Regions from separate parts of the Homo sapiens genome. Here region 1 is linked to region 2. Evidence: chromatin contacts called from ENCODE Hi-C or POLR2A ChIA-PET data. All regions are on one chromosome and are shown on one strand. Each heading gives the region's core, a stretch centred on a gene start or an enhancer-like site at or near the end of the contact. The rest is flanking DNA. Distances are from core to core; before and after follow the strand shown.

The links. Hi-C counts contacts between places; a loop is a spot of excess contacts on that map. ChIA-PET counts read pairs that join two places held with the same protein, here RNA polymerase II (POLR2A). Pooled maps may share reads with other maps.
Region 1: a map of sigmoid colon shows a loop between it and region 2 (2.0-fold over the local background). The contact joins two enhancer-like sites. A Hi-C loop is called at or near these places in 2 of 168 maps with a recorded cell type or tissue (CD4-positive, alpha-beta T cell and sigmoid colon), 3 of 37 single-sample maps with no recorded cell type and 6 of 50 pooled maps. POLR2A ChIA-PET finds 5 or more read pairs at or near these places in 9 of 52 experiments (A673, AG04449, CD4-positive, alpha-beta T cell and 6 more).

What each region holds. Positions count from the first base shown.
Region 1 is chr12:121,771,878-121,774,810 of GRCh38, reverse strand. TMEM120B (transmembrane protein 120B) reads right to left here. Exons shown (of 12, transcript NM_001080825.2): 9 at 1,298-1,390; 10 at 89-153. Among named protein-coding and RNA genes, the nearest start is that of RHOF, 20 kb to the left of the region's middle. RefSeq lists a silencer at 1,480-1,529. Within about 2 kb of position 1,435, at least 14 of the 41 ENCODE cell types and tissues checked have a DNase peak (open chromatin) inside an H3K27ac peak, as active enhancers do.
Region 2 is chr12:121,529,131-121,532,001 of GRCh38, reverse strand. The region is part of intron 8 of KDM2B (lysine demethylase 2B); the gene reads left to right. Among named protein-coding and RNA genes, the nearest start is that of KDM2B-DT, 50 kb to the left of the region's middle. RefSeq lists an enhancer at 2,003-2,504. Within about 2 kb of position 1,266, at least 23 of the 41 ENCODE cell types and tissues checked have a DNase peak (open chromatin) inside an H3K27ac peak, as active enhancers do.

The DNA.
Region 1 (2,933 bases), core at 186-2,685, 240 kb before region 2:
GATGGAGAAGGAGGGCAAGGCCTGAAGACCTTCTGTTCCTGGGGGTCAGCCCAGACAGGAGATACCCACAAACTCCAGGGGGACTCACATGGCCACAGAAGAGGAAGGGCAGGAGAAAGGTGAGGCCCCGCCACATCCAGGACTGGAACCCTTCTGTGGAGAGGAGGGAAGAAAAAGGACCCGCTGAGGGGGTCCGCTGCCCCCACAGCTCCACCAGACGCCCACCCCCAGCCACACCAGTCACCCTAAGATGAGCCAGGGACAGTCACACATGCGGGGGGTCAGCCCTCACCTGTCATAGCTGGGTGGGCATTCACTATGACAATAGCAACCCTGTCACCTGGCCTGACTGCTCTCTCTCTTCAAGCCACCAAGAGCCAGGTGACAACACACAGACACTGGGCGCTATGTTGTTACTAATTTCTTTAATCTGCACAGGGTTTTGCATTTTATAATGAATTTTCACATGCATTAGTTCTATCGAGTCTTGAGACAGGAGGACCTACTTAGGAGAGTAATTTGATGGAAATGACTATGTCAAAAGACAGCAGAGTTGGCCAGGTGCAGTGGCCCACGCCTATAATCCCAGCACGTTGGGAGGCCAAGGTGGGCAGATCACTTGAGGCCAGCAGTTTGAGACCAGCCTGGCCAACAAGGTGAAACCCCATTTCTACTAAAAATACAAAAATTAGCCGGGCGTGGTGGCACATGCCTGTAATCCCAGCTACTCAGGAGGCTGAGGCGGGAGAATCACTTGAACCCGGGAGGCGGAGGTTGCAGTGAATAGAGATCGTGCCACTGCAATGCAGCCTGGGCAAGAGTGAGACTCCGTCTCAAAAAAAAAAAAAAAAAAAAAAAAGATAGCAGAGTTGTATTAAAAACAGTTTCCCCTGAAATTCTCAATGAGGTGTCTCCTCACTTTTCTGGCTGGCACTCCTATGGCTTCAGAGTGAGGCATGTCTCCCCCGTGTACATGCATTTATATACTTATACGTGTTGGTATGTAGACATGTTACACACAAATGGCTAATTTGTGTGTGTGTATTCTAGAACACACACAAAAAAATAGACACTTCCAGAGGCTGAGACAGAGGCCCTGCCCTCGGGGCCTGGTATGCAGCTGGCCTGGCACTTGGCAGCTGAAACAGAATCCAGGATGAATTCTGGAAGGCGCTTCGGATAAAGGGCAGCGGCCTGGCTCCGCTGTATGGGAGGTGCTCGCAGGGCTGCACTCCCGGTGTGGGGAGCTGGCAGGTCCAGTACCTGCCCCGGCTCCAACCCAGGCCCAGCTACTCACCCACTGTGAGATCCAGGTGGTTCCTCTCCCCCAGGGCCCGCAGCCGGTAGAGGCAGCCCCTCTGGTAATAATATTGCAGGAACTGGACGCAGCCTGCAGGGGGAGCACAGCACCTGGGCTCAGGGCCTGGTGTCCCCGGAAGACAGGGCCACACCTCTCTGCCCCAAGCACAGGCTGATGGGTCTTTACTGGGCAGAAGCAGAAAGGGTGCCCTGGTTACAACCCTCTCCCACGCCCACACACCACAAACAGACACACACACTCTGGTCTGAACCTGCTTTAGCCCTTATCCAGAACACAGAGAGAACACAGGTATGTGAGGACCCATCTAAGCCCCAACTAGATTTGAAACTTCTGGAATTTTCCATGCAGTAGACACTCAATAGATGCTTGCTGGAATGCAAGCTATGCCAGTGCTATGTTGGGAGCTCTGTGCAATGCTAAGACACAAGACAGAGTTCCATCCAATGGGATACTTCGTTGTTGCTAAAAATGAGGTGGTAATGACATGAAAAATAGCCATGATAAACTGTTAAAAATTCAAAAGGCAGGTTATAATAGTAAAGCTCTATGTACAGAAAGGTCCCATACTTGTAAAAGATACATAATGTAATACACACATGTATATACCTATTTATGAATAAAAACTTTTGAGAGGACATAGATCTTAACTAACGTCACCTCTAGGGTGGGCTGATATACAATTTCCATTCTTGGCTTTATACATTTGTATTTGTTTGCAAGCAGGTTTTAACTTAAAATGTAGGTTGTAGTATCTGAAAAGTCAATACAGCCAGGCGTGATGGCTCATGCCTGTAATCCCAACACTTTGGGAAGCCAAGGCAGGCAGATCCCTTGAGGCCAGGAGTTCAAGACCAGCCTGGCCAACTGGTGAAATCTCATCTCTACCAAAATACAAAAAGTAACCAGGCATGGTGGCAGGCACCTGTAATCCCAGCTACTTGGCAGGAGAATCGCTTGAACCGGGAGGTGGAGGTTGCAGTGAGCCGAGATCACAACACCGCACTCCAGCCTGGGTGACAGACAGAAACTCCATCTCAAAAAAAAAAAAAAAGAAAGAAACGGTACGGCGTGGTGGCTCATGCCTGTAATCCCAACACTTTGGGTGGCAGAGGTGGGTGGACCACCTGAGGTCAGGAGTTCCAGACCACCCTGACCAACATGGTGAAATCTCATCTTTATTAAAAATAAAAAAAATTAGCTGGGCGTGGTGGTGCGCACCTGTAGTCCCAGCCACCCGGGAGGCTGAGGCAGAAGAATCGTTTGAACCCAGGAGGCGGAGGTTGCAGTGAGCCAAGATCGCGCCACTGCACTCCAGCCTGGGCAACAGAGCAAGACTCCATCAGAAAGAAAGAAAGAAAGAGAGAAAGAGAGAGAGAGAGAAAGAGAGAAAGAGAGAGAGAGAGAAAGAGAAAGAAAGAAAAAGAAAGGAAGAAAAAGAAAGAAAGAAAGAGAAAGAAAGAAAGGGAAAGAAAGGCAATACACACATGGGATAAAATTTAAAGGGAACAAACAGGTTGGTGAAAAGTAAGACGCTCTCCCTGTCCCCAAGCATTCAAGCCCCCTTCCCCAGAGGCAACCCTTGGGACCAGTATACAAATCCAGAGCAATTTTC
Region 2 (2,871 bases), core at 17-2,516:
CAAGTCTCAGCCTCCCAAGTAGCTGGGATTACAGACGTGCGCCAACATGCCCAGCTAATTTTTGTATTTTTAGTAGAGGTGGGGTTTTGCCATGTTGTCCCGGCTGGTCTCCAACTCCTGGCCTCAAGGGATTCTCCCTCCTTGGCCTCCCAAAGTGCTAGGATTACACATGTGAGCCACCGCACCTAGCCTGTAGGAAGGAGGTTTTGTTCCTCTTGGTCATTGTACTTTGGAGGTTAAATCAACCTGAAGTGGGGTGTGGGTGTGTCTGGAAACCACATCAGGTGAGATGTGTTTGAAGGAGGAATTGGGTTGCTTTACATGAGGAAGTGAAGGCATATGGTAACTGCAGTCAGCCAGGTGAAGGATTGTCTCCTGAAAGGAGTATAGCCGAGTGGTGTTGAAATAACTTGCTCTGTTAGGTAGTGAGCTCCCTGTCACTGGAGGCATACAAGTAGAAAGTAGATATGGATGACTCAAGGTGCTTGCAGACAATCTACAACTGGGTGGAAGCTTGGACCAGAGGATAGGAGTATCCTTTGAGGCCACCAAGATGTTTCTGAGAGTTGGGCTAGAAACTGGTCTTAGGTCTGGACATCAAGCACTAGTGGTGGTTGTAGTAGCAGTTCCTGCTATGGGGATGGGGCCTCCAACACCTGGGTGCTTCTAGAAAGTTGGGCAGAAACTGGAGACTTCCCTATTAGGGAGATTTGGCATTTGGAAGTAGCAGGGTTTAGTGCGGGGATGACTTTGTTACCATGGCCCCAGGTCTGTCCTCAGACCTGCTTGGCTCAGGGAAGGGACCGACCCCTGCTTGGGATGGAAGGGAACTGCACTTGGTGGTCAGCGTTTATAGGGGACACCCTGGCAGATGTGGAGTAGTGGAGACTCGGGAAGGAGGTGGCATCCTCCTTCTAAGCTGTGCTCAATCCACTCTGCAGGTGTTGCTGGATTGGCCCTGGATTCAAAGGATGACTGGAAGGCTCTTGGCCTTGCTGCTGACTCTGTGACGTTAGCTGGTCTCTTCCTCTCTCTGCACCTCAGCTCTCTCTACAATGGTGGTGGGGTGGAGCTGAACTCTGGGACCCTCAAGTTCCCTCCCAACCCCATCCTCTGAGCCTAACAGGCCTTAAGTCTCTCTGTCCAGGCCTTATGCAGAGCTGGGAGGTGGCTCATCACTTTTCCCCTGTGTGGGATGGTGTGGGTGTTGATGTTGGTGACTTAAGCAAGCTGGGGGAGGTCTTGAGAAGCCCTGGCAGCAGGGGTGTGGGCGTGGCTGTCTATTGAAGGCAGGAAGAGGAAATGTGCATTTGAGTTGCTGCAAGCAGGAGTCCAGTTAGGTCCTGGCAAAGACTTCTGGCCTGAAGGGTCATGCATTGAGATACCAGGATTTTTTCCCCTGGAGTTTTGGGAAGTAGAAAAGGGACAGTTGGAATTTGCCACCCTCTGAGATACAGGGGTGGGGTAGGGTGGGAGGGAGGGTGCAGCATAGTTCAGCGGTTCCCAGCCATTGATTTCATGGACCAGTGAAAAAAAACTTAGGAACAGATACAGAGTTGCCAACTTATAATTTTGCTAAAGATGGGTGTTAAGATCAACAAACCCCATGGTCTATTCTGACACTAAAAAAGTTACAAGTATAAAATGTCAGAATAAAGGATAGTACTTTAACTTTGATAGTTTTTCTCATTCTGTTTCCAACCAGTGAAAACTAAAGGACCAGAGACTGGGGTCCACTGACCTAGATTAGTATTTTTTTTTTTTTTTTTTTTTTGAGAGGGAGTCTTGCTCTGTTGCCCAGGCTGGAGTGCAGTGGCGCAATCTCGGCTCACTGCAAGCTCCGCCTCCCGGGTTCACACCATTCTCCTGCCTCAGCTTCCCGAATAGCTGGGACCACAGGCACCCGCCACCATGCCTGGCTAATTTTTTGTGTTTTTAGTAGAGACACGTTTTCACTGTGTTAGCCAGGATGGTCTTGATCTCCTGACCTCATGATCTGCCCACCTTGGCCTCCCAAAGTGCTGGGATTACAGGCGTGAGCCACTGCGCCTGCTCTTCTTTTTTTTTTTTTTTGAGACAGAGTCTTGCTCTGTCGCCAGGCTGGAGCATGGTGGTGCAATCTTGGCTCACTGCAACCTCCGCCTCCCGGGTTCAAGCGATTCTCCTGCCTCAGCCTCCCTAGTAGCTGAGATTACAGGTACACGCCACCATGCCCGGCTAATTTTTGTATTTTTAGTAGCAACGGGGTTTTGCCATGTTGTCCAGGCAGGTCTCGAACTCCTAGGGTCAAGTGATCCACCCGCCTCGGCCTCCCAAAATGCTGGGATTACAGACATGAGCCACCGCGCCCAGCCCCTAGATGAGTATTTTAGGTCCTCCCCAGGCCTGGGGATTCTCTCCAGCATTCACACCCTCTGAGCCACGTACAGACACACATCTGAGATTCGTGGTACTTGATTTGTGGCTTTGAGGAGAGAGTCTTGGGAAACCCAGAAAGGGTTTGCAGCTCCCTGGATGGGAGTTTTTCTGTATTGAAGCAGAGAATTGAATTCTGGCATTTCCCACCTCTGACCTGAGTTTTCATTGCCACAGTGTGACCTTAGGCACCTCTCCTCCTGCCACACTGACCTCACGCCTCCCAGTCCGTGGTTCATGGAGTCTTCAGTTCTCTGAAAGCTCATAGGATGCTGATGGTTTAGGAAGACTTTCATCATAAAGGGATGCTGGATTTTGTCAAATGCTTTTTCTGTGTCTATTCAGATGATCGTGTGATTTTTTAATTTTTAATTCTGTTTACGTGGTGTATCACATTTATCGACATGTGTATGTTAAACCATCCCTGGCATGAAACCCACTTGATCATGGAGGGAT